3 separate regions of the Homo sapiens genome follow, and all the other regions are linked to region 2. Evidence: chromatin loops called from intact Hi-C (ENCODE). Cell type or tissue: body of pancreas. All regions are shown on one strand. Each heading gives the region's core, and the rest is flanking DNA. Links, peaks and the distances in the headings are about the cores only. Region 1 has its middle 78 kb from the start of GSX1. Region 2 has its middle 84 kb from the start of MTIF3. Region 3 holds the start of URAD (ureidoimidazoline (2-oxo-4-hydroxy-4-carboxy-5-) decarboxylase).

Region 1 (11,082 bases), core at 1,963-9,962, 180 kb before region 2:
GGTCACTGAGGGTCTCAGCTGCGGGGCCTTGATTGGTGTGGCCGGTGTTAGCCAGGGTGGCAGTGGGCTTAAGACCACCCAGTCAGCGCCCAAATGGGGCATTACCAAGGAATAGCGGGATGGTGCTGGAGTTCAATCTCCCCTATTTATCAGAGAACACAGTTCTACTGCAAAATCCATTTTAGTCTGAGACTCATTTACCTTATTGCTTTGACAGCTGCACCTCTCTCTGGCAGAGAAGTTTCTACGATTAGCTTTTTCCCTCCTAGCAGCTGATGTGTGTTTTCCCTGCCCCTCCTTTCTTCTTCTTCTCAACCAATATATTCCTGGGGCTGCTAAATGTTTCTCTAAAGAGCCTGTGAGTTCAAGCACCTGCCTCAAGAATGTATTTGCCACACTGAACAGAGATATAGTTGGAACAATTCACTGCTAGGCTTCCCTCCACCAGTTTCTTCATCCTCCCTCCCCCGATGAAAAGCCTTAGTGAACCTTAGCTCCTTTGAGAAAGTTTGTGCTAATTAAGCACAGATGAAGAAAATGGCCAAAACATAACTGAGTCGGCGTGTCTAATACTCTTTCCCAGGTCTCTGCCCAGCTTCAGTGCAGACCTATAAATCCTTGTTCTCGACAGACTGCTTGGTTCTGGGTTGCTTGTTTAACAGTCACTGGAAACATTTTTGCTTTAGAATATTATAGCAAAGTGTGACCATGGGATTGGAGTCCTCTGTCTGTATCTGTCTTGCCTCTCTGTGTCTTTGCAGTGGCCCCTGTGTGTAATTGTCAGTCAGAAACACACAGTTGGTAGTTTGCAAGTGATCTGGGACCAAAGCCATAGGAAAACAGAGGAATTGTAAAGTGCTCTAAATGCACATAAATGTCATGCTGTATCCAAATACAGTCAAAATTAAATTGATTAAAACAGTAGTCTCAAAGCAAGAGAGTCATCAAATCTCAATTTTCTTATTTTCTCACCATGGAAAATGACTTTTAAACTTTGCAAGGATTTTAATCCGTAATCCCTACCTCAGGGGGCTTATTCTCATAAAGAGAAATGTGTTTTTTTCTCTTACATCTTCTTAGATGGGAAAGTACTGTGTAAGTCAAAGAAGCAATCATAGGATTGGTTGTCCATTTTTCCCAAGAAGGCCAGGGAGGCTGGGTGGCAGAAGCCCCATAATGGGAGTCAGATACCAGGACTTGGGTCTGGTGAGTGCAGGCTTGCTGGGGAGCCTGAGGCAAGCCCCCTGTTCTCCAGAATGCAGGTCCTGAGAAGTCGGCAGGAATTTCTCTCTGTCCACTGCCATATTCCCACTACCTGGAACGATGCCTCACATGTGACAAATGACACACGACATATGACAGTGGTATTGACTGCCAGACTGAGGGAAGACTCTATCTGAGCCTCACCCTAGTCTTTTGTGAAGCCTGTCTCTGAGTGTGGTCATGAAAACCTAAGGAGGCCGGATGCGGTGGCTCACGCCTGTAATCCCAGCACTTTGGGAGGCTGAGGTGGGTGGATCACCTGAGGTCAGGAGTTTGAGACCAGCCTGACCAACATGGTGAAACTCCATCTGTACTAAAAATATAAAAAATTAGCTGGGCATGGTGGTGCACGCCTGTAGTCCCAGCTACTCGGGAGGTACAGGCAGGAGAATCACTTGAACTGGGGAGGCAGAGGTTGCAGTGAGCTGAGATCATGCCACTGCAGTCCATCCTGGGCGACAGAGCAAAACTCCGTCTCAGAAAACAAAAAAAGAAAAGAAAACCTAAGGAATTTCTCTATGTGAATGCCCCTTCGAGAGCATCAAGAGAATACCTAAATGTGAGTTATTATTCACAGTGATGAGCACCTCAGGAGAGGGGACAGAAGCTAATCTTTTCATTAGACTTTCCATCTTCTACAATATTTCCCTTGGGAGTCTTTAAGCCTCACTAATGGGGTTATGATCATTCCATAAAAGACAGAAGGAAATTCCACACTGTTCTGCTTCCATATTCAAAGGTGATGCTATTTTTTTAAGCCTCATTATTGGAGACGAATTCACCCTGAACCATCTACAAGTTCTGATTGGTCCTCTTTGTGATCATGACCCAATAGGGAGCTGAGGTCATTTGTGGCTTAAAGAAGAGTTTCAGGCAAAGACATGGAGGTGTGTCATTTAAAAATGTATTATTTATAGGGATTGAATTCATGGTCATGATCTTTTTACAGTGAGTTCTGATTAGTCAAGCTAAAATACCTAACTAGTTCATAAAAAATTAGCATTAATACACTTGAATTTAATAGATTGGAAAAATGGTTAGTCTGAGGAAAACCACACTTCATTTCTCTACACTCACACAGAACCCTGCTGACACCAGATGTGGGACATTTTCCCCATACCCCAAGCAATTCTCCAGCAGACACCAACTGGGCATACTATAATTCAATTCAATTCTGACTCTGCCTACCTGGAAGTAGCATTAGATCCCACAGGTTAAAGGGCTCAGTCCTACAAGACTGTCCTCCCTTCAGATGCCAACTGCAAGTCCCAGACTGGGCTTGTGCTGCTGACAGACTGGCTATAAGTTGGGGTGCCCAGGACACCTTCCGCAGGTTCAGTTAATTTGCTAGGAGGGCTCACAGCACTGAGGGAAACACATTAACTGATTGATTATAAAGGACTTTAAAAAGAATACAGGTGAAAAGCCACATGGAAGAGATGCTCAGGGAAAGGATGTGGGAAGGGCACAAAACTTCCAGGCCTTCTCCAGGTGCACGACCTTCCTGGCACCTCCAAGCATTCACGTATCTGGAAGTTCATTAAACCTTATTGTTCAAAAAATTTTATAGGACTTAAGCTCCAGCTGCCCTCCACCACTTTCCACCACTTTGGTGGGTGTGGCTGGAAGTTCCAGCCCTCTAATCACTTGATCTTTTCAGTGACCAGCTCAATTCTGAGGCTACCTAGGGACCGCAGCCTAACTCACCTCATTAGCATAAGCTCAGGTGTGATCCAAAGCAGGGTTATCATGAATAACAGAAGACATCCAAGTCACTCAGGAAATTCTTAGTTTTAGGAGCTCTGTGCCACGAACCAGGGACAAAACCCAAAATATATTGCTTATTGTATCAGGGATAAATTGCGAAGGCTGCCACATAAACCTGGACACAGACGAAAGACACCTCCTCACCAGGCCACCAGAGCCTGGGGCTTTATGACTCAGTTTCCCTTACTAGATCAATGGCATTAATCCCATCATGCCTCACTTTTCTTCCCATTTCCAAGCCACCCAGGCCATTCATCACCATAGGGATTCTTGTCGCCATAGGGTCCTATAATCACCTAATGCTGTGGCTTTCAAACTCTTCTCACTCCAACCCACAATAAGAAATGGATTTTATGTCTATATCCAGTACACACACACACACACACACACACACACACACACACACTAAACAAAAAATAATTTTACAAAACAATTTTATCTAAACCTCATCCAATATTATGCTCTTATATTTTCTGTTCTTTTATATACATTCTCTTTTAGTTTTTTTAAAGCTCAGTCATGTCCCACGAAAGTGATTCATAACCTACTAAGTTGGCTTCTTACTGTAACTGAAGCCTTACCTTTCTCCTGTGGACACCAATTTCACCCTGTTTCTCTTGGATGCAGACTTTCTTCTCACACTCACAGTATATCTCACATTCCTTGTGACCTGCTTGACTCTTGCCTCCATCTTCCTTCCAACTCCCAGCTCCTTTGACATGCATACCAGCAGCTTTGTCATCAGCCACCCCTCCTTCTCCTTGTCATCTACTAATATCCCCATTCCTGCCCCTTATTTCTTGAAGATTATGGCCTTTGAGACATGCTTTTCTCTCCATAGGTACTACTGCATCATGCTGAGAAACTCCAGCATCTATGTCGATGATACATACAACGCATTGACTTCTCCTTGTTGTCTTCACTTCCCAGGATCTCTCCTCATCTTCACCAAGAACTGCACCACCTGCTAAATCATACTTCCCACTCACGGCTCCTCTCCCCTTCAGCAGGTCACTTACTCCAGTACCCTCCACCCCAACATTTTCAACCCAAGCAAGACCTCCAACTTATTGACTTTAATGCTCTCCATCAATCATTTTCACTGGGTCCTTCTCCAGGGTAGAGTCTATGCTTTATTTTATTTATTTACTTTCTTCTGAGACAAGGTCTTGCTCTGTCTCTTGAGCTGGAGTGCAATGGTGTGATCATGGCTTACTACAGCCTTGAACTCCCAGGCTCAAGTGATCCTCCTACCTCAGCCTCCCGAGTAGGTGTGACTACAGATGCATGCAACCATGCCTGGCTAATTTTTAAATTTTTTGCAGAAATGGGGTTTGGCCATGTTTCCCTGGGCTCAAGCCATTCTTCCACCTTGGCCTCCCAAAGTGCTGGGATTACAGGTGTGAGCCACTAAGCCCAGCTGAGTCTATGCTTTAGACCCTTGTCCTCCCTACCCCTCCATTATAACTGCCTGCAGGGAAAAGCAAACTGGTGAGATACAGCTTTCTGCCTTCTGTGGACTGGCGCCTGAGCAGCTGAATGTGACCAAGAGGGCACATGCCGTGCAGACAGTTCTCACTTTGGCAAGTGGCACTGCCCAGCCATCTCATCCCTTGTCTTTATCAACTTAGATTTCTGCTGCCTAAGGTGGCGGTTTCACACATTCTTTCTTCAGTCTCAGACTTCCGAGTCCTACACACACATCAACCCTGATATTGATCTAGCTCCATATTTCATTGAAGAATGAAAGCAGATGATACATACCTCATCTTCCTATCTTCAAATCTTTCAGCATGCCCTACCTGTGTCCACATATGTTGCCTTTCCTCTCTTTCCAAAGGCTGTCCCAGAATCCCACTCTCTCTCATCTTTTTAGGGACTTGGCTCTGAAACTCCCGTCTTCTTCTCTTGCATTATCAATTTCTGCTTCTCTGAGGGTCTGTTTTAGCCCACATATATGCTGTTATAGTGCTCACCTGAAAAAATAAACTTTGAGTCATCTGACTCCACGCTTCCTTCAGCTATCACTCAGTATTTTGGTTTTCTTTTATAGCAAATCTCAGGTTTCCTGTTTTACTGTCCTTACACCTTATCTCCTACTTTCTCTTTCAACAACTCCAGCCAGGCTTTCGTCTTCACCTCGCCACAGATACCACTCTCATCAAGGTTATCAGTGCCCTCCATCTTGCCCAAATCAAAGGTCTATTCTCTATCCTCTACAAAACCAGTTTGGCACACAGTAGGCATTCAATCAATATTTGTTGGCTGGGCATAGTAGCTCACACTTGTAATCCCAGCACTTTGGGAGGCCAAGGTGGGTGGATCACTTGAGGTCAGGAGTTCGAGACCAGCCTGGTCAACATGGCGCAATCCCATCTCTACTAAAACTACAAAAATTAGCTGGGCATGGTGGCCCACACCCGTAATCTCAGTTACTCGGGAGGCTGAGGCAGGAGAATCAGTTAAATCCAGGAGGTGGAGGTTGCAGTGAGCCAAGATTGTGCCACTGTACTTCTGCCTGGGCGACAGAGTGAGACTCTGTCTCAAAAATAAATAAATAAATAAATAAATAAATAAATAAATAAATAAATACTTGTTGAATGAATAAATATAGCTCCATCTTATTTGTATACTGAATTCATGGTTGAGGCATTACAAAAATAGATGAAATTCAATGTCTATGTCAGGCTAATAAATTTTCTTGTACTGATCCACTTAGAAAGTTTTGTGTATATTTTAACCATATCAGCTTTTTTTTTTTTTAAGACGAAGTCTCACTCTGTCGCCCAAGCTGGAGCGCAGTGGCGCGATCTCAGCTCACTGCAACCTCTGCCTCCCAGGTTCAAACGATTCTCCTATCTCAGCCTCCCGAGTAGCTGGGACTACAGGCGCGTGCCACCATGCCCAGCTAATTTTTGTATTTTTAGTAGAGACGTGGTTTCACCATGTCAGCCAGGCTAGTCTCAAACTCCTTAACTCGTGATCTGCCCACCTTGGCCTCCCAAAGTGCTAGGACTACAGGCATGAGCCACTGCGTTCGGCCCCCATATCAGCTTTTTACATGGAAATCCCTAGAGCTATGATTCCTAACTTTGCAAAATTTCAAAAGGACTTTTTCTTCTTAACATTTTAATTTAAATGTTAAACTTTGAGGACAAAAGAGTACTAGTTGGACACATGAGCATGTCTAATTTTTAAATTGGACCTCAATTACACAGAATTGACTAACCATAATCCAGAGGTCAAAATACTTTTTTTTTTAGGGATGGGGTCTTTCTCTGTTGGAGTTCAGCGGTGCAATCATAGCTCACTGCAGCCTCAAACTCCTGTGCTCAAGTGATTCTCCTGCCTCGGCCTCCCAATTAGCTGGGACTACAGGCACATGCCACCACGCCTGGCTAATTTTCTTTAGTTCTTGTAGAAATGAGGTCTTGCTATGTTGCCCACGCTGGTCTTGAACTCCTGGGCTCAAATGATCTTCACGTCTCGGCCTCCCAAAGTGCTTGGAATACAGACATCAAGATACTATCATTATTGTCCATGCTATGTTCTGCTTTAATAAATTAATTACTCAGGTCTTACTAATGCAACAATCATTCATAAATCCACTGCCAAACAATAAAATTATCATGTGCTGATTTGACATATAAATTGTTCTAGTCATGGATTATAAGAAAAGAGGAAAAAAGGAAGGAACTGATACTATATTTGTACTTTGTATTAGACTCCATGCTGGATACTTTATTTGCATTATTTAATCCTCACAATAACTCTGAAAAATCAGCATTATTATCTCCATATTCCAGATGAGAAAACTGGCTCAGGAAGATTATTCATCCAAGTTCTCCTAGGAAGTGCTAAAGCTGGAATTCAGATTTCATTTTGTTCCAATTCATAGCATAAACTCATTGGCCCTGGTGGGGGCGGTGACAATACACAGAAGATGGTTTGCCTGGCACGTCTGGGACTCAGCCTGGCTGTCCCATGTCAACTGCCTTGCTAGGATTGAGATATCTTAATGCCAACAGAACAGAAAGATTTAAAAACTATTTTTCTATAATATATGATATAAAATGTAATAAAGTAATGAGTTTACAAGTACAGGCATCTTAGAAACCTTTTGTTTAAACATATTGTAAAAATTATTTGAAGGCCAGGCGTGGTGGCTCACACCTGTAATCCCAGTGCTTTGGGAGGTGGAGGCAGGAGGATCGCTCGAACCCAGGAGTTTGAGACCAGCAGGGACAGCATAATGAGACCTCCACTGTGTTATTTCTCTAAAAAAAAAAAACCAAACAAACAAATTAGCCAGGAGTGGTGGTGCACGCCTGTGGTCTCAGCTACTCAAGAGGCTGAGTAGGAGGATTGCTTGAGCCCAGGAGTTCAAGGCTGCAGAGAGCTATGATCTCACCATTGCACTCTACCCTTGGCAACAAAGTGAGACCCTGTCTCTCAAAAAAAAAAAAATTATTTGAAAAGGTGTCAGCAGTTTTGCATTTTTCAAAAATATTTGGGGATATCTGAAGGTTTAAAAATTATACAAACCTCATATTTTTAGTAATATAAAACCTGATGATACATTTTGAATATCAATTTTCATACCAAAAATATGAATTTGCAAGGCACACTCATTTCTGTTAAAATGTCCACTGAAAGAGTTTGGTGCAATTAGAAAACAAACAAAACAAAACAAAAACAAAAAAAACCTACATATGACATCTTTTATTTATGAGAGACTTTTTGTTGATTCATAAGTAGTGTGTTAACCTCACCCCACTCCACGAGTGATTGTCACAGCATCTGTGGGGCTGGCCAAGGAGAAGATGGGGAAGTTCTTTGAAAAATTCTTCAGGTGTCTCTGCCTGTAGTCATCTTTTCTTTTTACTCCCCTGCTTGGCCTGTATATTGGAAAATCTTTTGTTTAGCAGTCCATAACTACTGTGAAATTCACAGGTTTCACTACACACACTCCCTCCAAAAAAAACTCCCTCCAACAAAAATCGTTTTTGTTCCATCCTCTTTAATCTGTACCTCTTTGTTTGAATCCCATAACCAATCCCCAAATTCCAGATCAGCTTTATAGAATTCCACATATGAGTGAGACATGCGGTATTTGTCCTTCTGTGCCTGGCTTGCTTCACCTAACGTAATGTCCTCTAGGTTCATCCATGTCGTCACAATTGACAGGATTTCATTCTTTTTTATGGCTGAATAGTATTTCATGTGTTTATACACCACATTTTCTTTATTGATTCTTCTGTTGATGGGCACTTAGGTTGATTCCATATCTTGGCCATTGTAACAGTGATGCAATAAACATGAGTGTGCAGAAGTTTCTTTGATACACCGATTTCCTTTCTTTTGGATACATATGAAGTCATGGGATTGTTGGATTATCACTGATGATGATTCTTGACTGAAATAATTATTCCTGCCAAGTGATGATTTTCTATTCCCATCATTCTTTCTACATTCTGACATTTTCGAAACAAAATGGCATCAAAAATAAAATATTTTAAAATCCAAATTTTAAGTGACAAAGTTCATTAATTATTTTCAGTCTTCCTGAATCTATCTGAGTATATTCAACTCCAACAGCCTCTCAGCACTTGTGAATCAATTCAGCAATTAAATGCGGCCCTCACTTCCTGAGCTCACCTCTTTACAAGCCCAACTAGGAAGCACTTTCTCACCCAATATCCCAATTGTTGTTTGATATTGTTGTCCTCATTCAGGGCTGGGAGGGGTTGGAGTTGAACAAGAACAACCAGATTAAAGGAAGTGCCAAACTAACTTAGAGTGACTCAAATTTTTTTCTTTCTGTAGTCTAAATATTAAACTCAGCCAAAGAATAAACTCATTATAGTCAAAGGATAAACTTAAAAGGGTCAAAGAATGTGTGAAAGGGATAGAACTCAGGGTGCAGAGTTTTTCCAAACTATATAACTGATTTTATATTTACATTGCAAAGTCACTGACTTAAAATTCATTAGTAAGTGATCAGGTAGAAGTCACTAATAATATTAAAATATGTTTTTATTTCTAAATTTGCCCTGCTCTTTTCCTCTTTATTTCTTATAAAGAGACACAAATACAATCTAGAAGAAAGGTACAAACAAGGAACAAAATTTACATTTTCTTGCACAGAGTGTTTTAGAAAAAATGCAGTTGTACTTTGAGCACATTTTAATTCATATTCCAGGCATTTCTCATCCATTAAACAAATACCTTTTAAAAAGGTTTGTACTGAGAAGTGGATATTTAGTCTCTACTACTTAAAATAGCCAGATTCCTGAAGCCATCATTTAGCTGACCATGTAGTGAAGTCACTTCAATGATTACTGTAAAACAGGATTTAAGAAGAAAATAAATGAAAGGGGAAAAGTAATTTTGGGATCATTTCAAAGCTCTAAACACACAGGGCTGGGTGCCATGACACAATTATTCTCTTTTGCCTTTAGAGACAGCAAGAGTGGATGGATTTGCTTTGAAAAAAGTGTTCTTTCTAAATCAAGTCCATGGTCAAAGTAAACACCCAGCTGAAGATTATGTTTGAGAAACTGCTTACAACTAGTGTGAAGGCATTAAGCAAACAAGGAGCTGGGATGCAAATGCCGTGGAGGACATGAAGTCATGTATTGAAAACATCCAGTGTTTTAGGCCATCCATGGCCAGAATCCAGCCCCTTCTGGAAGGATGTCCTGCACCTTAATCTATTTTGTGGTTCTCCCAGAAAATAATTATTAGGAGCTACCCCAACAAAATAAACCAAATAATGTAATCAGCAACTAGCTTGCAGACAAACACACCACACAAAAAGATTCTGTTTGTTGGGAGAAACGCAACCCCCTCCTGCTACATTATTCCATTGATGGAAAAACATTTACATCTCCTTTGTTAGCTAGTTTTCTGTAGAAATTTTATAATCACTGGGCAACTCTATTACACTGCTCTCTGAGAAGTGACTCTGAGTAGCTAGACCCATGTTTTTATCCCACAGCCAAAGAGAAAAAAAAATCTTTTTCTGTCTTTTTTTTAAACTTTAGTCTATCATACATCAAACCTGTCAAGCTTTTTCATTAAAGTTCATGGTTTTTAAGTTCATTGTAAATAACTCAAATTGATTTTACAAAAGGGGGAAAAAAGTCTTGCCCTGATGTTGAGCAGTACAAACTGTAGTAATATCCCTTGTCAAATGGGATTTCTCAAGTGGCTTTTTAAAGAGGAGAAAAAGGATTTAGTTGAATAGAAATATTTTGAGACTAAAACCAATGTTATACTCTGATTGTAGGTTGACCTCTTTTATTTTCTTAGAAGTCTAGGATTTTTCTACGATATTAAAAAAAAGTCCAGTAGCTGTGTTTATCAAGAAATACATGTTAGATTTCACAGTTTGAGGTCCTTAAGAGTTATTTGGTTGGAGAAGATAGTTAGAGGCTTTTATCTGCATTTCAACAGTAAAAAAGATCCATATATTTGCTGATAGCTCTGTAAATATTTTCAAAGTAAGCAATCTCTTGGATTTACCTTTCCTAAAGTAATGAAAAAGATACCTAACCCCTTTTCACCAGATAGGTTCATTGGATCAGGCTGCACTGCACAAGTCAGGGTTCAGCCAGGGAGGCAGAACCGGAACGAGTGATACAAAATAAGAGACTTGGGTAGAGATTGGACCTCTCACAGTTGTGGGAGCTTGTGAATATCTAGGGAAAGCCCTTGCCTTTGTTGTCTGGGGGTGGGTTTGAAGTTGCTGTAGGTTGGCCAGGCCAGAAACAGGACAAGCAAGACAAACTGGAACCTGCAAGGACAAACTACGACCCACAAAGACAAACTGGAACCTGTGTCTGTCTCCCATCACCTCTCGCCTCGACAGCATGGGTGACCTACAGAAGCTGGCATTCTCCTCCCTGAGCTGCACCGGTGCCTGTCCCAAAATTCAGAGGAGCTGAAGGAAGAGATCGGATGGGAGCTGGAGGGAGCCCAGCTGCTGTGCCATACTCAGCAGGAGGCCAGCACGTCAGCAACCACATGCATGAGCCACAGCTGTGCCTC
Region 2 (11,082 bases), core at 2,015-10,014:
GGCGCGGTGGCTCATGCCTGTAATCCCAGCACTTCGGGAAGCTGAGGTGGGCAGATCACAAGGTCAGGAAATGGAGACCATCCTGGCTAACACAGTGAAACCCCGTCTCTACTGAAAAAGAAAAATACAAAAAATTAGCCGGGCATGGTGGCGGGCGCCTGTAGTCCCAGCTACTCGGGAGGCTGAGGTAGGAGAATGGCATGAACTTGGGAGGCAGAGCTTGCAGTGAGCCGAGATCGCACCACTGCACTCCAGCCTGGGTGACAGTGAGACTCCGCCTCAAAAAAAAAAAAAAAAAAGACTAGCACTTGGAGGACTCACACCATCCCCGCAGGTGGCAGAGAGCATGCCTCCCATCAGGAGAAGGTGGCTTCGCTCCATGGCTGAGTGAGAAGCACTTAGAGATTTCCATTTGAGCTCTATTCACTCACTCACCTGCAAATAACACTTTCAAGATGGGCTATTTCAAAAACTTGGATCAGCATTTGCTTTATTTCTTCAAAAGTTTTCAGTTTAAGGGTGAATTCAACAAGAACTCCCTTCTTTAGATTGCCTGAAAGCTGACCAAGAACGGTTAAGTTAGAGACATCTATTCCCCAGACTCTAAAAGATGAGAAGCAACAACGACTTGTCCAATGTCAAGGTTGTAAGGGTGGCGGCAGCTATTAAAAATAAGGTTTTTTTTGAGATGGGACGAGGTGACTCCAACTGTAATCTTAGCACTTTGGGAGGCTGAAGTGGGGGGATCACTTGTGCTCAAGAGTCCAAGACCAGCCGAGGCAACAGAGGGAGACCCCATCTCTGCAAAAAATAAAAAATTTGCCAGGCGTGATGGTGTGCACCTGTAGTCCCAGCTACTCGGGAGGCTGAGGCGGGAGGATCATTGATCCCAAGAGGTGGAGGCTGCAATGAGCAGTGACTGAGCCACAGCACTCCCGCCTGGGCAACAAAGTGAGACCCTGTCTCAAAAAAATGAAGTTTTTCTTTACTTTACCTAGGTTTAATTGAAAGGTCTCCTTTCACTCACCTCCTCTAGAAATGACCTGAGAATGTCTTAGTTCATGGGATGTGTTTAGTCCCATTCTCCTGACTGCTAGCCTCTCCCACCAGGGAAGCAATACCCCAGAGCCCTTTGTAGATTCACCCCTCTGTGCCTGTTCCTTCCTGCGTGGCTCAGTCCTAAAGAGTTGGAGTCTGGGATCCTTGCCTGGTCTCTTGGCGGCTGTGGGCTAAACTCCTGCTCCTGGAGTCCTGGCCTGTGCTGAGATAGATGGGCACCTGTGGAGGATGGGGGGTGCTCACAGCAACAAAACTCCCTCTGTGGATACTTAGTAAATGTTTGAGGAAAGGCAGTCCTTGTCACCTGTCATATGTAAGTCATTCCAAAGGATATGATGTCCTTGTGTCATCCAGGTCCCCAGTCTAGAGCTACTTTTTCCCCCTGCTGATCCCAAGTCATGGAACCTTAGAAAGGGAAGCTCTTGTCCATTTTTCTGGTATACAGGTCCCCGCTGTGATATGGTCATCTAGCTCCTGCTTGAAGGCTTCCCGTGACAGGGACCTCCCTGCTGCATTCCAGGCATCGCCTCCGTTGGGCATGTCTAATTGTAAGTGATTCCTTTTTAGTAATAATTTGTCCCTGTCCCTCTTCCTAGCTAGAGTGTAGAAACAAGGAGGCCAGGCAGGTGGGATGTCTCTTCATTTGTTACTTTTCATATTTAAATGAATATTAGGCAGGCCCAAGACACAAAACACTTACTGATTCATCTTTTCATTGTACTTGGCCAATGTTCTCTTAGCATCTACTATGTGCCAGGCACTGCTCTAGAGGCTCAGAATTCATCCGTTTTTAGGACGGAGTAGTTGCTATCTCTGTGCTTACACAGAGATACACAGGGACATAATCAAGAAATAACATGACTTCAGGGTCTCACTCTGTTGCCCACCAGGCTGGAGTGCTGTGGCTCAGTCACTGCTCATTGCAGCCTCCACCTCTTGGCCTCAATGATTCTCCCGCCTCAGCCTCCCAAGTAGCTGGGACTACAGATGCATACCACCATGCCTGGCAATTTTTTTATTTTTTGCAGAGATGGGGGTCTCCCTCTGTTGCCTTGGCTGGTCTTGAACTCCTGGGCACAAGTGATCCCCCCACTTCAGCCTCCCAAAGTGCTAAGATTACAGTTGGAATCACCTCGTCCCGTCTCAAAAAAACCTTATTTGTAATAGCTGCCGCCACCCTTACAACCTTGACATTGGACAAGTCGTTGTTGCTTCTCATCTTTTAGAGTCTGGGGAATAGATGTCTCTAACTTAACCGTTCTTGGTCAGCTTTCAGGCAATCTAAAGAAGGGAGTTCTTGTTGAATTCACCCTTAAACTGATAAATGCAATGGGGAAACAAAGCCAGGTAAATGGAGAACACAGGATGGAAATGAACCAAGTGAGAGAGGTGTGCGGGGAAGGCCTGAGGAGACATAACAGAGGCTGAATCCAGGTTCTCGGTGGCATGTTAGGTTTTGACGTGTGTGCATGTGTGAAAGGCTTCATGACTATGGGATATTTTTGTCTCAATAGTGATCATTCTAGGAAGGCCGTGCCATTGTGATGGGCTCTGGGGGCACAGCCTGCTGGCTGACTTCCACTCCTTTTTTCCTCTGTCCTGTAACAGAGAAACACTAAGTATGTTGGTGCACACATGATCCAGATCGAGAGGGAGGCCAGTGCTGTGGCACAGTGGGTAGAGCCAGGCAGCCTGAGGTTAATACCTACCTTGCTTGATTGCTGTAAGTTCTAGAAATCATGCATGTAACGTGGCTGACACATTGTGCTAAATAGGTGGTAGTTGTAGATATTATAGACAGATTTTGGCTAGAATTACTCATCCCTGGAAATGACCAAGAATTACACTACAAATGAATTATTAAAACAGCTCCCCTCTGGCTGGGCATGGTGGCTCATGCCTGTAATCCCAGCACTTTAGGAGGCCGAGGCGGGCGAATCATGTCAGGAGATCGAGACCATCCTGGCTAACACGGTGAAACCCTGTCTCTACTAAAAATACAAAAAATTAGCCGGGCATGGTGGCGGACAACTGTAGTCCCAGCTACTAGGGAAGCTGAGGCAGGAGAATGGCATGAACCCGGGAGGCGGAGCTTGCAGTGAGCCAAGATACCGCCACTGCACTCCAGCCTGGGCAACAGAGCAAGACTGCATCTCAAGAAAACAAACAAACAAACAAACAAAAACAGCTCCCTTTAGACTGCAGGGGGAAAAAATCTACTCTTAGAGGTTCCTCTGAACTCAAACTTTTGTTTACTCTCAACATGGTGTGTGTTTTCGTAAATATGACACAGTCAGCAAGTTCTCTCCCGCGCCTTAATCACACAAGTGATGCACATTCCCCAGGCATCACCCTGAGCTTTCCGAAGAGCCAGCTCCTGCTCACACTGTGCCGCTTTTCCAGGAATGCCTTGTCCTGCTGATTCTCTAACCTGACCCCAGCCATCAAGCCCTGCTTATCCTTCTAAGCCCAGCCCAATGCCAGCGGCATCAAGGCTGCCTGGCACCTGCAGCCCCCCTGCCACTCGCTGTTCTTGCACTTCCCTAGAGGCACATGCTGGCTGCCACTTGTCCTGTCTGTGCCCCTCAGCACCTGAGAGCTCCTCCAGGGCCTGGGTGTTCAGCCACCCACACACCTGACAGCACCTGCACGTGGTGTTCATGCAATGCCTGCTGGCTTTGACTCAGCAGTGTCTGAAGCTGCAGAGAAATTGGGAGGGTGAGGATTGAGAAATAGTCTCTGGGTTTACATCCTTGGTGACTTTTCAGAGAATAGGTTCCATGGTAGGGTAGAGCTGGGAAGTCCAATGGCAAAGGGCTAAGGACTGGACACCGAGGCCACAGAGTTGTTCTCGGCTGCTCTTACAAAAAGTTTGGCAAAATGTGCAAGTACCTGTGGATGAAACGACATGATGTCTGAGGTCTGCTTTCAAACCATCCAGGAAACAAAGAATAGAAAACGGGAGTAAGGGAATGTTTGAAGGTTTTCATAATGGAAATAGAACAGCAGAAACAAATGAGTGCAAAAGTTTGGAAATGAGAAAAAAAAGCTGTTGTTAGCCAGGCCCCTGCGGTTTGAAATGGATAGAGTGAGCCTGTATAAGAAATATGTCATTTATTTTCCTTTACCTATGTTGGCATAATTTCTAGGCAGATTTGATTCTTTTATCTTTACATGTTCAAGAAGTGCGGGTGGCAGATGACTAACAACACCATGCGTGTGTCTAACACCCGTGCACTCACTACACCATTTCACTTCTGCACTTTTGTGCGTTCTTTACAAACATTTCATTTGATCCTCATAATAGACTTGTGAGGTATGTTTCAAATAGATTGCTCCCATTGGATAAATGAAAAACACTGAGATTTCATGACTTACTCATTTGCACATAACTGGCAAGTGGAAAAATACACACCAGTCACCGGCACCCCTAGTGACCCTTCCCTGCCCACTGCAAAAGGACTCGGCATCATTACATTTCACATTAGTATCCTGATCACACTGCCCATCCTGAAAACAAGGAAATAATTGCGTCCCACCTCTTCTCGCATTTTCTTTCCCCATGAGGAGCACTCTGCCACGTTCAACGTTCAGACAAGATTGAGCACGTTCAGGGTGGTATGGCTGTAGACTGCCATGTTCAACATTCATTCAACAAACACAGAAATAAGTAAGACAGCCCTGCCCTTTGGGAAGTCCACATTGTAAAGTAGCAAGCTTGGATGAAATGTAAATAAAGTGCATTCTGCCCGACCTTTGGAGAGGCCAGCAGTTACAGTTCTGTGGAGCAGGAATTTTGCAAGGTTGCAAGCTGTGCTAAATCGGTGTCCCAATTTACTTTTTGACTTTGAAAATGATTAGCATTCTTGGTTTGTACTGTATTTCAGCCATCCTTGTTGTCTGAGATATTTGCTTTCAAATTTTCCGTTGTAGTGTCTAAACAGGAGAACTTCACTGGTCTCTTAATTGCTGCTCTTGGCTCTGAAGGTGCATATCTTGGCAGAAATTCTCAAGTGTACTTCAGGATTCAGAGACTGTGGAAGTTGAGAACTTGATATTGGAATTTGGTAAAAGATCTGAAGGACTCCAGGAATGCAGTATCTCAACCTGAAAAAAGTTTCTTCAGCTTCAGTGGTAAAATAAGATTACAACAGCTAACATTTGTTAAAAGTTGAGTATGCACCAAGCATCGTTCACATGTGTTTATCCATTCATTTCTCACGACAAGCTTCCAAAGCAAGTTTCATTAACTTTCCCAGTTCTACAGTCAGAGAGGACAGGCACAGAGAGGTTGGGTCTCAGAGCTGGAAGTTGTCGGGGGAGTCTGATTTCTGGGTTTAGAGCCCACCATGCTATGCTCTCTCCTGTGTTTAACACCAAGGCCACGCCAGGGCCCACACTAGATGCGGGCTTGATTCCTTTGTGAGCACTGGTCAGGGAGTCAGAAATCTGCACTCTGACCCTGCCTTTGACTCTGACTTCTGATCTGACCTTTGACTCTTGTTTGTCATGATCCTCTTGTCACCATCTGACATGAGGTGGCAGTAAAGGAAAGAAGGAAATAGTGCCCAGGTGGGACAGGCCCTGCTGCTGACTCAGCCGCTCCCTGGACAATCCCTGCCACTTGGAAAGAGTCTGTGATCTGCCACGGTTCTGATGTGTCTGCTGCCACTTCATGGTAAGAGCTATGCCCGATGCATGATTATTTTTACTTGGTCTTATAGATAGGATTTCCCATTTTCTTTCTTTTATTTCACCACCACTCCCAGGGGGCAAAAAAGGAACAATTACATTCTCACTTATTGTGGCAGCATCTTTTGCTTGAAATGACAGATTTGTTTGCTTTTCTAAAAAAAATTCTGGTTGGCCTAAGACTGTCAGATCTGCTGAGCTCATCATTGCTTCTCCTGCGGACTGGCTGATAAAGGGGCCTTCCTAGGAGTAAGAGATGCGAGAGCTCTGCTGTTTCCTTTGAGTTCACTTGTGCTCCCGTTACTAATGTTGCCAACCTACAGATTCTTTGCAACCATATTTTTAAAGCTACATATACATTTTTTCCAAATTAATTTAGTTAACACTGAATAATGAAATCCTTAAATCCACTTATCCGGGTGCACACAAAATATAGTAAGTGGCAACATGCTGAAGATGAATGAGTATGTGAGGGTGGGTGGCCTATCTCACCAACCTCATAACGTGTGGCTTTGACATTTGGAGTACGTGATGGTGCCAGCATCATCGATCTGGATTTTAACTAAAAATATATATACACATACATATGTATGTATGTATGTGTATATGTATGTATGTCTGTGTGTGTATGTATATGTATGTGTGTGTGTATATATATGTGTGTGTGTGTATATATATATACAGGGTGTGTATATATATATATATATATACAGGGTGTGTGTATATATATATATATACAGGGTGTGTATATATGTGTGTGTGTGTGTATATATATACACACACACATACACATATATATATATGCACATACATGCTGACACCCTGTCCCCGGTGCCTGCCTCCTTTGTCTCTGTCCCCATGCCAAGCAGTGTGCTGTCACCCCGCTTCAGTTTTGAGCAGAAGTGCACATGTGGTGCCACCTGTGGGAAGTGTGGTGGGGGTGGCCTTGCAGTCACTTGTCACTGCGTGAGCCACTCCCCTGGCCTCCTCTGCCGCTGTCCTTCCTCCTATGGGGGAAAAGGAGGTGGTTCTCTCACAGAACTGTGGCTAAAGGGTGACAGCCCTCACCAAAGGTGAGACTCATGAGCATCGGGAAGAAAGTAGCAGTGGAGTGTCCGGTTAGTTTTCTCTGCGGACTGGAGCAGCCGGGCATCAGAGCCCTGGGAGCTCGGGCACCACCAGTGGTCAGCGCTGGCCCTGGACGTCCCTAGTTCACTGGGCCGCGTTTCAGCGCCCTCTGCTGGCTCGATGGACTGGCCGCCCTCGCTTGCAGCTCCCCGGTGTTTGCAGCCTGTTTGCAGCCGGTGGCTCCCGGTGCAGGAGGTCAGGGAAGCTGCAGCAGGAAGGGTTGGATATCTGAGGCCACAAACAACTTACATATATGAAGGGAGTGCGTCTGTCCCCTTCCCATGTGGCATGAAGAGCCTCACAGTTGGAATAAAATAGCAAAGCAAGATGTGCAAACATTGTCGACCTTCCCCGTGGCCATTTCTCTATCCCTGGGTAACTCAGACCGCAATTTGTCCTGCTCCCTGCATGTGAGTTTCGCTTCTATGGTATAGGGCTCTTTGAATGTCAATGTTATTGAGGTTTTGATAATTACGCACCTTCAAAAGATGTTCAATGTAATAATGATCATACTCCTCTAAAAAAGCCTCAGATTAAAAGCTTTTGCTGGCTCTTTAGACCGTGGGCCTGCAATTACAGAAAATGAACTGCATTTTAGCCTTCCATTGAAATTAATAACAACGGTTCCCCAGTTGACTCTGTGAATAGTTAATGGAACGAACAGGATACTTCAGTACAATATGGGTTGGAAAGCCATTTGAGTGAGATTCTGGGTTTCAAATGGGAAAATAATTCATGCAATGCAAACCTGTTTCATATGCGCTCTGTAGAGTAGGTGTTTCTCTGGAATAAAAATCTAACTATTTAACAAATGATTAACCATACCTCAGTCATCATGAACTCTCATGAAAACTGAACTCAGGTACGTGAGCTAACACATGGTATCCAGTGCTGCAGAAGACCTGAGAGGACAGAGATGGACCTCCTTATTTGACAATGAAGAAACAGAATTAGCGAGGTGGGGCTTTGGAGGCCAGCAATCCTGACAAAGGAGCTGCCTAGAACTGACCCTTTAACCCTCTGGCAGTGCAGGGTAAGGGAATCTTTGGACTATGGGGAGACTGGGATATGGAGGTTGAGGACAAAAGATTGTGTGGTCCAGAGTGTTCTCTGGCTGGGGTCCCCATTTCAATTTATAAGAATAAAACCTAAAAAGCAATTAAAATTATGTTGAATTCAGCAAAGTTACAGGATACAAAATCAGCACACAAAAACTAGTTGCATTTCTAAACACTAACAATGAACAATCCCAAAAGGAAGTTAAAATAATTTCATTTACAATAGCATTATAAAGAATAAAATATTTAGGAATAAACTTGAACAAAGAGATGAAAGACATGTACACTGAAAACTACAGGATATTGCTGAAGGAACTTAAAAAAGACATAAATAAACGGAAAGACATTTTCTGTTCATAGATTGAAAGACTTCGTATTGTTAAGATTAATACTACCCAAGACAGACTCAGTACAATATCACAATCCCAACCATGTTTTCTGCAGAAATAGAAATATCCATCCTAAAATTCATATGGAATTTAAAGGGGCCCAGAACAAAGCTGAGGGTCTCATTCTTCCTGATTTCAAACTTGCTACATAGCTAGTCATCAAAGCTGTGGTACTGACATGAAGATAGACATATAGACCAATGGAAGAGAATAGGGGGCCAGAAATAAACCCTTGCATATATGGTGAGATGATTTTCAACAAAGGGGCCAAGACCATTCAGTGGGGCAAAGACAGTCTTTTCAACAAATGCTGGGAAAACTGGATGTCCACATGCAAAAGAATGAAGCTGGACCCTTACCTAACACCATAGTTTTTAAAAAGTTAACTCAAAAATCTAAATGTAACAACTAAACTATAAAACTCTTATAGGAAACCAGGCAAAAAGTTTTCTGGCAAAGATTTATTGGATATGACATCGAAAGAACAGGCAACAATGATGAAAAGATAAATTGGATTTCACTAAAATTAACAAATTGTATATCAAAGGACACTCACAGAATGGGAGAAAATATATGCAAATCATATATCTGATAAGAGATTAATATCCAGCATATACAAAGAAGCTCTATAATGCAACAATAACAACAGCAAACAAAAACCCAATGAAAAAAATGGGCAAAGGAGGTGAATAGACATTTCCTTAAAGAGGATATACAGATGGCCAATAAGCACATGATAAGATGCTTAACACCACTAATCATTAGGGAAATGTAAATAAAAACCATGAGATACCACTTCACACCATGAGGATGGCTACCATTAAAAAGAAAACAACAGGCCAGGTGCAGTGGCTCACACCCGTAATCCCAGAACTTTGGGAGGCCGAGGCAAGTGAATCACTTGAGTCAGGAGGTCGAGAATAGCCTGGCCAACATGGTGAAACGCTGTCTCTACCAAAAACACAAAAATTAGGCAGGCATGAGGGCGCGCTCCTATAATCCCAGCTACTTGGGAGGCTGAGGCATGAGGACCCTTGAACCTGGGAGGCGGAGGTTGCAGTGAGTACAGATTGTGCCACTGCACTCCAGCCTGGGCAACAAGAGCAAAACTCCATCAAAACAAAACAAAACAAAACAAAACAAAAAACCCCAGCAACAACAGAAAATAACAAGTGTGGAGAAATCAGATCCCTTGTGCATTGCTGGAGGAAATGTAAAATTGTACAGCCAGCATGGAAAATGGTATTGTTGTTCCTCAAAAAATTGAAGATAGAATTGTCCAATTATCCAGCAGTTTCACTTCTGGGTCTATATTGATAAACACTGAAAGCAGGGACTTAAACAGATATTTGCACACCCGTGTTTACAGCAGCATTATTCACAACAGCTAAAAGGTGAAAACAACCCAAGTGTCCATTGATGGATGAATGGGTAAACCAAATGTGGTCTATACATACAATGAATGTGATTCAGTATTAAGAAGGAATGCAATTCTGACACATGCTGTGACATCGATGAACTGCGAGGACATTATACTAAGTGAAATAAGTCAGTTACAAAGGACAATACTTTATGATTCCACTCGTATGAGGCACCCAGAGTAGTCAAATTCATAGACAGTAGAATGGTGGCAGCCAGGGGCTGGAGAAAGGGGTGGGGAGTGGGGAGTTAGTGTTTAATGGGCACAGAGTTTCAGTTTGGGAAGATGCAAAAGTTCTGGAGATGATGGTGATGGTTTCACAACAATGAGAATGCACCTAATGCCATTGAGCTGTGTGCTTTAGAATGGTTAAAATGGTGTTATGTTATGCATGAAATATGTTATGCATATTTTACCACAATGAAAACATTAAATATTTTATAAATGTACTTATTGACATGCAAATATGCTTATGAATATGTTAAGGGCAAAAACAGGATACAAACTGTTCAGATTATACAAATGATTTTTAAAGATTGTGTGTGTGAGTGTATGTGCAATTATCCATTAAAAAGGAATGGAAGGATGTTTCAAAGTGTTTACAGTGGTCACATCTAATTACTAGGGTGATTTTGGTTGATTTCAGCGTATTTTATCATTTTTGCAGAATGAACATGAATTTTTATAATACGTATGTTGTGTCTCAAATGTAAACTGAAAGAAATGTTCAGGGTATGCTCGCATGCAGGCCACAGTCCCCAGGGAGGTGTAAAAGGAACTTACTCGTGGAAATGGAAACGAATTGTTTTATCTAATGCTCACAAAAAACAACCCTGCAAAGTAAGTATTCTCATTTTCATTTTATAGATGTAGAAATGAAGGAAAAGTAACTTGCCCGATGTGTGGCCTGCCAGCCAAGCAGCTCCTCCCCTTTAGAAAACCTGGGGCGAAAAAGATTTTCTAAAAACCTTCTGAGATGTGGAATAGATGTTATTACATTCAGAGCTATTAAGATGTGGTTGAGAAATAATACCTAATTTCCAGCGCTTCAGAGTCAACTAAGAGTGTGTGTAATGTAAAATTTGGATTAGAGCTCTGTCCTGGGGGTTGTCCTATATGACTTGTTACTTCAAAATGTCACAAAGCTAGGCAGAAAAACTAAAAATTTAGATGATGCTGAAACGGAAAGGGTGAACTTTTAAAAGGTAAAGTGTCTCATTTAGGCTCAAATGATTAATTGCATATGAACAAAATGGAGAAAAGTTGGAAATTCTAGACAGCCACAAATTCAGCATGAACTGGTGTGTAACTTGGCTGCTGGTGCAGTAGTCAGCTC
Region 3 (11,082 bases), core at 1,897-9,896, 450 kb before region 2:
CACAGAGGTATACACTGTAGAAGTGTTAACCCTTCTTTCCTTATATTTCAATAGAAGGCCAGTCATGCTGGAACTTCTGGCACCAGATTTATCCCCTTTGAAAAGCAAGTTTTAGCAGCTACTTTTTAAGAGATGAGGGCTCGGTTGGTTAGTCCTGACCCGATGGGCCAGGTAGTCAAGGAGAGGTGCCAGCTGGGGAAGAGTCTGTAGACTTAGGACGAAAATAATGGCTGCTGGTAGATCACATGGGTACGGTTGTTGTTTGCCTTTCACAGACCATAGGAGCACATGAGACTGGTTTATGAATCCTAATATGGTTGTTCTCTCATTGAATTTTTGTTTTTTGAGAGAAGGTCTCATTATGCTGCCCAGGCTGGCCTGGACCTTCTGGGCTCAAGCAATTCTCCTGCCTCGGCCTCCTGAGTAGCTGGGGCTACAGGCACATGCCACCTTACCTGGTTCATTGATTTTTTATTCAAATGAAAGCAAATGTGTAACTGGTATGGCTTTGGGAAATGTTTGCATTTGTAGTTCTAAAGGGAGATAGCAGTAATGTGTTTATTTGTCAATTCTGACCCCTTCTTTTCTTTGACTTTACCTGGCACATTATTTTGTTTTGTGTATACCTGGAAGACATTAGTACGTGAAATCTAATCTATGTGGTTAGCTAACTGGCCAACCAATTCATCCCATAGTGCTTCTTTCATGCCTACCGTAGGCACAGCTCTTGTCAGCCAGGATACAGAGGCAACAAGACACACTGGTCTCCAGGCTTCTGGAATATGTCCCGGCTGAGAACCGACATACAAGTAAATACATACAAGAAGCAACATAGACACAGATATTTTCAAGAAGAAAATAACTCCTAATGGGGTTTGAGAGACTATTGAGAATGGGGCAGAATTATTCCTTAGACATTTTGTCCTGCTTAATGAGCATTTATTAAGTACTTGTTGTGTTAAGCATCTGGCATACACAGACTGAGAAAAACATAGTACCTGTCCTTAACAGCAGCAATAACAATAGTTAGGAAATCAAGTTCCAAGTGGGTTGACCCGTGGACCTGGCTAAATTATCAGGGAAAATGTCCTGCGGTGATGATGACATTAAAGTGTTAATAACAGCCAGACGCGGCTGTAGTCCCAGCTACTCGGGAGGCTAAGGCAGGTGGATCACTGGAGTCCAGGAGTTCCGGGCTGTAGTGCGCTCTGCCGATCAGGTGACTGCACCAAGTTCGGCATCAATCTGATGTCCTCCAGGAAGACCGGAGCCACCAGATTGCCCAGGGAGCGGTGAACTGGCCCAGGTTGGAAAGAGAACAGGTCAAAACTCCACTGCTGATCAGTAGTGGGATTGTGCCTATGAATAGCCACTGCACTCCAGCTTGGACAACCTAGGCAGAACCTATCTCAAATAATAACAATATAATAATTACCTGTAATTCCAGCACTTTGCGAGGCCGAGGCAGGTGGATTACTTGAGGTCAGGAGTTCGAGACCAGCCTGGCCAACATGGTGAAACCCTGTTTCTACTAAAACAAACAAACAAACAAACAAACAAAACCAAAAACATAAACTTAGCTGGATGTGGTGGCAAATGCCTGTAATCCCAGCTACTCAGGAGGCTGAGATAGGCAAATCGCTGGAACCCAGGGGGTGGAGGTTGTAGTGAGCTGAGATTGCACCACTGTGCTCCAGCCTGGGTGACAGAGCTAGACACCAAAAAAAAAAAAAAAAAAAAAAAAGCCTAACAACATGAAAAACAAATCTGGCTCTAATGCTTAGAGTGAAATATGGCCCCTGCTGCCTTTGATTATGGGAATGGTTTGGTTGGAAACATTGACCATGCAGAGATCTCTGCTCCCTGGATTAGAACCTTAAGCCTGTGCTTGTTCATTACACAAGTATTCTGGATCTGCTTCTCCCAAAGGCATTTAAAACACGCGAAGGTGGTGTTGCGTAAACAGCAAGCTCTTGTGTTCAGCAGATATAACCGAGTGAGCCGAGACAGCGTCACTCACTCACCGAGAGGGGAGCTGGACGTCCCGCTGTCTCCAGTGGAATACAAGGAATGGACATTGAGAAGGTCAACTCCATGGACCTTGGAGAATTCGTGGATGTGTTTGGGAATGCCACTGAGAGATGTCCTCTGATTGCAGCTGCTGTTTGGTCCCAGCGGCCATTCTCTGATTTGGAAGATTTAGAGAAGCACTTTTTTGCCTTTATTGATGCCCTTGCACAGTCAGGTAAGGCTTCCGTATCAGACATTCTCTGCAAAGGGATTTCAAATATGCTTGTTAAAATATTTTTAGATACTGGCCAGGAATGGTGGCTCACACCTGTAATCCCAGCACTTTGGGAGGCTGAGATGGGAGGATCACTTGAGCCCAGGAATTTGAGACCAGTCTAGGCAACATGATGAGATCTGTTGCTACAAAAATTGCTTTTAGGCCGGGCGTGTTGGTGGCTCACGCCTGTAATCCCAGCACTTTGGGAGGCCGAGGTGGGTGGATCACAAGGTCAGGAGATCGAGACCATCCTGGCCAACATGGTGAAACCCCATCTCTACTAAAATACAAAAAATTAGCCAGGCGTGGTGGCACGTGCCTGTAGTTCCAGCTATTCGGGAGGCTGAGGCAGGAGAATCGCTTGAGCCTGGGAAGCGGAGATTGCAGTGAGCCAAAATTTCACCACTGCACTCCAGCCTGGTGGCAGAGCAAGACTATGTCTCAAAAAACAAAACAAAAAACAACAAAAAAAGTTGTTTTTAAAAATCTATCTATCTATCTATCTATCTATCTATCTATCTATCTATCATCTATCTATTTTAGTCTAATTCCTTATACTTGATGTGTTTATTGAGTTCTTTCCTTTGGAAGGTTCAGTAAGTTTCCTCAGGTCTAGTCCGTAAGAGTCAAGCACTTGTGTGGTTTAGGTCAGACATGGACTGGAAGAATGCGGTGGCTAAGGAAAGTGGCTGTTAAATATTAGAGCTTTGAGGTCACAAGGAGGAACCTAGCAAAAGACATCAGAGTGATTCGGAGGCTAAAGGCTAGGCTGAGGGCCCACCCTGTCTTAGCCACCCCATCTGGCTTGGGAATGTCCTGTATGTGACAGAGAGGACAGCTGGATACCAGACTATCTCCAGAGCCCAGGGGAAAGGGCAATCGGCTGACTTTTGTACCACAAAGGGCCAGTTTGGACTGGATGGCCGAGGAGAGTGAATTCATTCAGATCAGCAACTCCCTGAGGGATGGAGGGGAAGGAGGAGAATCTGAAGGCATCCCTCTGGAGGAAGGGAAAGAAGTTACTGATTTCTTCTGTGGAGAGAGAGAGAAAATGAGGCACTTCTTGGTGTGGGGTGAGGAGAAGAGGGGGTGACTCCGAATGACACACACAGCTTCACAGAGACCAGGCTGCCTCAGGGGCTGTCCTGGATGCTCTGTGGAGAAACCTGAAATGTACTGAAGGGGTGGCGAGGGGCAGAGAGGCCTCTGTGGACATCTGGGTGGGGAAGGAGAGCCCCTGCTCTCTTCACCAAAAAGGAGCCAACAGACGATGCCGCCTATCAGGATGGCCTTTGACAGCCAGATGGCTTCTGACCGTCATACAGACGTCTCCAAAATAAGGAGCTCCTTTTCATTCATTTGAGGCTTATCTAGGAAGAGCAGAGGATGTCATAAAATCAAATGGACAGGAATGTTGGGGCCATGTGGACACTCACCCACTTCTGGGGGCCTCTCCATAGCTGAGGACTTCAGCTCCTCCACTGGGCTTGGGGGTCATCACTGGAGCTTTCTGACCCTTGACTCACAGGGACAGCCCAGTCCCAGCCTGATGAGTGAAGGGACCACAGCCTCTCAGCTGAACTCCTGCAGGGCAGGCCGGAAGGAGCAGGAGGCCCCGGAGCCCACCCTCTCAATGTCTGACAGGAAAATAGAATAGAGGAGGCAAAATGACAGCCTCACTGGAAAGTAATTTCTTTACAGGAAAAAAAAAGAGAGGCATATCCTTTGATTGTCTTAATACCCAAAGGAGTGGTGAGGCTGAGGAGGGAGCGTGTTGAGAGAGAAAGCTAGGATCGCGTGAATAATTTAGATCTATTGTTCTTGGGTTTGGCCAGTTACTTAACACACGTTTTGGGGGCTTTCTTACTCTGTGTCTGGAACTTTGATAAAAACATAACAATTTCTCCATTTTCATCTTATTGCTCACCAACACTCCCCACAATCCAGCTGGCCAGAGGTTCTAGTTCCGGGTCAGTCCAGTCAGGGCCCTGAGCATAGTGGAGTGTGGGCAGCACTGGACGTGGGCAACCCCCGCTCCCGAGGCTTGTTTTGATGCCCCCGTGACTTGATGAAACCTCTGTCTCCTGGCTAGTGTCAGAATCCCAGATCACAGAGTGAACAGGATGTTGGGACTTAATCAAAGTTTGCTGAATGAATGCATGAAATCGTTTCCAAGGTGATACTGAAAAGTGGGAATTCTGGCATTACCCCCTTCCCCACACATTTTAACTGGGTGACTCAGTGGTAGGTCAGTGGACAAAATGGCTGGAGGGAGTTTGGGCCCCCTGGACGGTTGTTGGTGTCTGCAGTAGACACGGTTCTGGGGAGGAGCTCCCTGTGGTGGAGGCTGCTTCTCGGTTCTGCACTTGTCTGGGAGCAGCTGGGAGCCTCATTGCTGTCTGGCGGCAGCTCCTCATCTTAACATCTCAGTAACAGTAGACAAGTGATGTTATCAATGGTGACAATAACAACAACAAATAGCTAAAATGTATTGAACTTTTACTACTGGTGTGTTTCAGGCACTTTTCCAAAAACTTTGCACTTGCTAACTCATTCAATCCTCTAATATCCCTATAAAATGAGGAATAGTATTATTATTGCTCCCATTCTTACCGATGGGAAAACTGAGGCACACAGAGATTAAGTAACTTGAGCAAGGACACACTACTAGAAAGTGGCAGGACTGGAATTCTAATAACCCTGAGAGTCAACCCAACAGGTTTTGAAGGCTTTTTCCAGACAATGAGAAACAAAGTCTAGAAACAGTTTTTAGGGTTTTCATTCATTTATCCACTAATGTATTTGATTAAGATAAATGCTTGATGTCCTAGACCCCATGTTTTATTGTTTAAATAATCAAATAAAATGATCTACTTCGCAGCTTGGTGACTATAGTCAATAATAATCTATTGTATATTTGGAAATTGCCAAGAAAGTAGGCTTTTTTATTTTTTATTTTAATTGAGGTAGAGGCTCACTCTGTCACCCAAGCTAGAGTGCAGTGGCACCATCTTGGCTCACTGCATCCTCACCCTCCCGGGTTCAAGCGATTCTCCTGCCTTAGCCTCCCTCGTAGCTGGGATTACAGGCACCTGCCACCATGCCCAGCTAATTTTTCTATTTTTAGTAGAGATGGGGTTTCATCATGTTGGCCATGCTTGTCTCAAATTCCTGACCTCAAGTGATCCGCCCACCTTGGCCTCCCAAAGTGCTGGGGTTACAGACATGAGCCACCTTGCCCCACCTTCAAGAGAGTAGATTTTAAATGTTCTTACTACCAAAAAATGATAAATATGTGAGGTGATAGATATATTAAAAAGCTTGACTTCATCATTTCACAATGTATACATATATGGAAAGCATCAAGGTGCACACCATAAACATGTATAATTTTTATTTGTCAAAAAATCCAATAAAATTGCTTTTGTTTGTTTGTTTTTTTGAGATGGAGTCTTGCTCTGTCATCCAGGCTGGAGTGCAGTGGCACAATCTCAGCTCACTGCAACCTCCGCCTCCCGGGTTCAAGCGATTCTCCTGCCTCAGCCTCCGGAGTAGCCGGGATTACAGGCACACACCACCATGCCCGGCTAATTTTTGTATTTTTTAACTAGAGACGGGGTTTCACCGTGTTAGCCAGGATGGTCTCAATCTCCTGACCTTGTGATCCGCCCACCTCGGCCTCCCAAACTGCTGGGATTACTGGTGTGAGCCACCGCGCCCAGCCTTAAAATGGGATTTATTACAGTCTAGCTTTACCCTTTGAATAGTAAGAAGCAAACTGGGTGAAATAGATTATTTGAATCTAAAAAGAAGGTACCTTAGAGAGACGTTCAAGTTACAGTGGTCTACCTAGTCATGTATTTGTTTTGGTGACTGAAGAAAAACCTCCACCATTAACAGAAAACAAAACTGGGTTTCTAGACTAAGGGCGAGTCCATTTAGGTTCTGCTATGATGATTATTGGCCAGTAGGTGGCAGTCCAGGATTAATATTGAGCTCTAGTGCTATTGGGCAAAGTACCTTCTCCAGCCAATCAGTTCCCACAGATTAAAGATGAGGCAAAGGTTTTCTAGGAAAGAGAACGGACAATTAGTAAAGGGAAGAAAGTTGAAACTCACATGCACTAACTGAAGAAATTCAGGACGGATTTGTGTTATGAAATTAAAGAGCAATACAACTTTCATAAGAGTTAATTAACTGTGCATTTCCGCTGGCTATGGTGAATCACACCTGTAATCCCAGCACTTTGGGAGTCTGAGGTGGGAGGATCGCTTGAGCCCAGAAGGTTGAGGCTGCAGTGAGCCATGATTGCACCACTGCACACCAGCCTGGATGACAGAGCGAGAACCCTGTCACAAAAAAAACAAAGTGCATCTCTGTGTCTTTCAGAATTATAGTAATGCCACAATTTATTACTTTATGCTTACTAAACAACATTTTTGTTGAATGAATGGAGTTGGATACTAATAAGTTCCTTATAATACAGGCTATGAGGGTTTTGGATCAAGCTATTAAAATGTGTTTGTTTATTCAGAAAACAAAACAAAACAAAACAAAATGAAACACTCCTTACCAAAAGTGCTGTGTTGGTCAAAAAATATTCACTGAGTGCCCACTGTGCCCCAGGGATTGTTGTGGGCACTGGGAACGGGGTAGTGACCAAGACAAGTCCTTGCCTTAAATGAGCTTACATTCTAGTGAAGAGAGACAGGATTAACATTAAAAATACCATTATTTCAGGTTCTAGAAATTCCCAGAAAAAATATATGTAATATGGCAGAAAATATGTAATAAAGGTGGTCTTTCTTAGGAGGTTAATTTAAGTTTAAGACCAAAGGATGAGAAATAAGTAGCTGAAATCTAGGATGAGGCCACTCATAGAAAAGGAACCTGGCTGGGCGTGGTGGCTCATGCCTGTAATCCTAGCACTTTGGGAGGATGAGGCAGATGGATCACTTGAGGTCAGGAGTTCGAGACCAGCCTGGCCAACACGGTGAAACCCGGTCTCTACTAAAAATAGAAAATTAGCTGGGCATGGTAGCACGCACCAGTAATCCTAGCTACTCGGGAGGCTGAGGCAGGAGAATCACTTGAACCCGGAAGACGGAGGTTGCAGTGAGCCGAGATCGCACCACTGCACTCCAGCCTGGGTGACAGGATGGGACTCTGTCTCAAAAACAAAAACAAAAAAAAAGCAAAGGAACCTGAGACCAGGATGAACTCGACATTTTTGGGGCACAGAAAGATCAAGGTAGTTGGAAAATAGTAAGGAGTAGAGGGATGTGAGGAAGAGGCAGCAAGGGCCTGATCATGTAAAGCTGCTTAGGTCTAATAAGGAACTTGCTTCTCCATGTGCAATGGGTCACTGGGGTTTATGCTTTAGGATGGTGATGTGGGGGCTATGTCAGATGCAGGGGGCCAGGTCGAGGGGCCACTGCAGTAGTAAGAGTAAGAGTTGAGGTTGCTTGGACTGTGGTTGGCGCAGTAGAGATGGAGAGATGCGAATGGATTCTCAGAATAGGGCTTACAGTTAGAGTCAACAGGATTTTTTTAAATGGATTTGATGACAGAAGGCAGATCAGAAACAGAGCTGAATGGTCACTCCTAAGTTTTCAGTCTGAGCCACTGGGTGGGTGGTGGTACCATTTTCCGAGTTGAGGAAGACTTAGAGTTGAGAAGACAGGATGGAGGAAGGAGCTTGCTGAGTCTAAGATACCCAAAAATCATCCAGATGAAAATGCTGACTGCTCAGTTGCATCAAAACAGAGGAGCTTGGTGAAACACTGAGGGCTAAAGTATATCTTGCTGTCATCAAAGAATGGATGGCATTTCAAACCCTACGACTGGCTGAGGGCACTTAGTAAGTACATTGGTGTAAACAACAAAGGGATGAGATGTGGGTACTGAGTCCTGTGGTACTAGTGCTAGTGACCTATCTGGCAGAGCAAGATGAAAGTAGGCAAAGGATGTCTCTGAAGGTAAGTGGTAGTCATTTTTTTTGAGACAGAGTCTTGCTCTGTCACCCAAGTTGGAGTGCAGTGGCGCAATCTCAGCTCACTGTAACCTCCGCCTCCCGGGTTCAAGTAATTCTCCTGCCTTGAGTAGCTGGGATTATAGGCGCGTGCCACTATGCCCAGCTAATTTTTGTATTTTTAGTAGAGACGAGGTTTCACCACGTTGGTCAGGCTGGTCTCGAACTCCTGACCTGGTGATCCACCCGCCTCGGCCTCCCAAAGTGCTGGGATTACAGGCATGAGTCACTGTGCCCGGCCGTTTATAGTCATTTTTTAAGGAGAGAGGGCCAACCAGGTGACATGGTCTGGAGAGGTTGAGAAAGAAGAGGTCAGGCATTGGTCTTTGGGCTCAGGCAAGATGCCCTTAATGAGTGCAGATCAGTTGGTACAGTGGCTCGAAACGTGACAGAGTGAGCCTGGAAAGGGAGGTCAGGAAGTGGAGAGGCCAGGAGACAACTCTAAGGTCTTTTCTGTAAGGAGGAGCAGAGAAATAGGGAGAAACAAGAGAGCAACAGGGAATCAAGGGAGAACGTTAATATTGTTTATGGGATGAGGGATTCTAAGGCATGTTTGCACATTGATAAGGGTAAGTGGTGTGGGGATGGAGAAATAGATATTTGAAATTGCAGAAGCAAAGTCTTTGACAGGAAAGGAGAGCTAGCTTCAAGAACACAAATGGAGGGGTTGGCCTTCCATAGGAAGATTGTCCATCGTACCAGGGGTAAGAACATACCCAGATACCACTGGGTATGGACCAGGAGGCAGTTGGACTGTTACGGGATTCTGAGCTTCCATGGCCACAATTGCCTGCCCTGTTCCTCTCCCATAGAACAATGAGTGTCTGCTCTGTGCCAGGAATTCTTCTAGGTGTAAAGATTCAGGTCCTGTGGTCCCGGCAAATAACACACATCCACACCTACATCTCTAGACGTGACACACCAATGCTTAGGAGGTAAGTCCAGATTTTCAAGAAAGACTGAAGAACGGGCAGTACCTAGATTCCCTGAGAACCACGGGCTGTCTGACTGGCCTGCCTAGCGCCTGGGCTTCCAGGTGGGGAACACTGAGGACTGGAGGCAAGGAGATGGCACCTACTTGCCCAGTATCCAGCCTCCCACTGGGGCTTATGGGCACAGCTTAGGGATAGCATACTGGCGCTGGCAGGGAACTGGGTCCTTGCTGCAGGCCAGTGGACACATAGACACCATTCCCGATGTACTTACTCAAGGGTCCAGTGGTTTGGGGCAATGAAGATTGGATATCTGGCCAGGTGAGGTCAGGCTCTGTTTCTTCCGAGCTACCATCCTCTACCTGATTCCTCACACCTTTTTCTTGTTAGGCGCAGCTAAGAGACAGAGAGAGAGAGAGAGAGAGAGAGGAGAGAGAGAGAGAGAGAGAAGCGACTGAAACAGAGAGTAAATTCTAGTTTCTCCTTTTTAGTCTCTTTTCTTCTGCCCTTTGCTCTGCTAGTTTATCTGCGTCTTTTCTCTTCTCGCGCTGCAAGAGTGGAAAACTCGTGCTCAGTTCTAGGCAAACATTAACCCCGGGCGACGTTTCCAAGCGGGAGACAAACTCTAGAGAGTGAGAAGCGAGATGCGAGGGCACCAAGGGCAAGAAGGGGGCTCGGGGTACGCCACGTTGGCGGGACGCCGCCGCCGCCTCCCTCTGCTGCGCGGCCTGCGCGGGGAGCCTGGTGGGGGCGGCAAGACGACAGACCCCGCGCCCGGACCTCCCACCAGTGACCACCTCCCTCGCAGCTTGGGCTGATCCTCCAGACAGCATGCAACGGTGGGGAGGGAAGTCCCCTGACTGGGCGGGGGACCTAGCGGCTGCTCTGAAACTCCGAACACCTGAAGAGGAGGCGCGGAAGGTCCAGCCGCCCAAGACTCGCACTTTCCCCTCCTCCGCAGCCCGGGCAGGTTACCGTCCTGGGCCTGGGTGAGCGCGGAGGGGATCCGGGCGGGAGCTGAGCTCGGTTCCCCAGGCCTGACAAGTGGCCGCGTGGCACGACCAACCCCGGGCACAGGGCTGGGGCTGCTCCCCCAGGTGGGGAATTTAATTCTCACATTTTCGCACTACCCTGACGGAGCTGGACGCGGGAAGCGGGAAAGACCCGTTCCTGTTTGCAGTGCCCGAGGGGCAGGACACCTACCAGAAGGGCTCTATCACAGTGGTGTTAGGCCGGCTCGGTGGCTCACACCTGTAATCCCAGCACTTTAGGAGGCCGAGGCGGGAGGATCGCTTGAACCCAGGAGGCAGAGGTTGCAGTGAGCCAAGATCGCCCCACTGCACTCCATCCCGGGCGACAGAGCTGTCTTGAAAAAACACACAAAAAACAAAAAACAGTGGTGTTAGAGGGATGGGATTATAGGTGACATGACTTTCGTTTTGAACTTTCCTTAACCTTGCAGGGGCAGCCGTGCCCTGAAAACGCCTGTGATTTGGAGTAGAGGGTCCAGGCGCAGTGTGGTGAGTGACCCTAGGCAGGTCACTAGTTCTTTTTCAGCCTTCACTGAATCCTCTCTTACACGGGGATGTTACCCCCAGTTCTCCGTGTCTTTCAGGGAGAAATTAGTTCATGAGTTAGATGGTGCACTATCAATCATCCTTTTATTAGACAGAAACAATAAGTTTGAGGAAGAGGACGTCTACCTTACAGGGGGTTTAATTTTCAGCTTCTTTGAGATAAAATTCATTGAACGGTGTTTTACGTGCGCGCCTTTTCCAACAGACCCCACGCCTATTCCCAGCGCCAGAGGCGGACAACCGCTTTACTGAGAT

The links. A loop is a pair of places that touch in the nucleus more often than their neighbours do. Peaks named below come from ENCODE experiments on the same cell type or tissue, not always from the same donor. Only the 100,000 strongest peaks of a DNase experiment are listed, where the experiment ranks them.
Region 1: it touches region 2 in a loop (2.1-fold over the local background); 53 of 110 quality-filtered maps call a loop at or near these places.
Region 3: a loop joins it to region 2, with 4 times the contacts of the local background. A loop is called at or near these places in 28 of 110 quality-filtered maps.

The regions. Positions count from the first base shown.
Region 1 is chr13:27,708,486-27,719,567 of GRCh38, reverse strand. No RefSeq gene overlaps it. Among named protein-coding and RNA genes, the nearest start is that of GSX1, 78 kb to the left of the region's middle. In body of pancreas, for the core only: a CTCF peak has its summit at 6,944; a DNase peak (open chromatin) is centred at 6,967.
Region 2 is chr13:27,529,174-27,540,255 of GRCh38, reverse strand. No RefSeq gene overlaps it. Among named protein-coding and RNA genes, the nearest start is that of MTIF3, 84 kb to the right of the region's middle. RefSeq lists enhancers at 4,516-4,685, 6,248-6,748, 6,749-7,249. In body of pancreas, for the core only: a CTCF peak has its summit at 6,975 (motif pointing left); DNase peaks (open chromatin) are centred at 6,685 and 6,965; H3K27ac peaks cover 431 bases.
Region 3 is chr13:27,979,626-27,990,707 of GRCh38, reverse strand. It overlaps URAD (ureidoimidazoline (2-oxo-4-hydroxy-4-carboxy-5-) decarboxylase), which reads left to right and starts at 2,015. Exons shown (of 2, transcript NM_001105577.2): 1 at 2,015-2,245. The coding sequence starts at 2,071. LOC105370132 (a long non-coding RNA gene) reads right to left here and starts at 10,553. Exons shown (of 4, transcript XR_941790.2): 1 at 10,454-10,553; 2 at 9,525-9,646; 3 at 2,025-2,270; 4 at 923-1,297. It also overlaps the pseudogene RN7SL272P. In body of pancreas, for the core only: a CTCF peak has its summit at 6,263 (motif pointing right); DNase peaks (open chromatin) are centred at 6,277 and 9,837; H3K27me3 peaks cover 625 bases.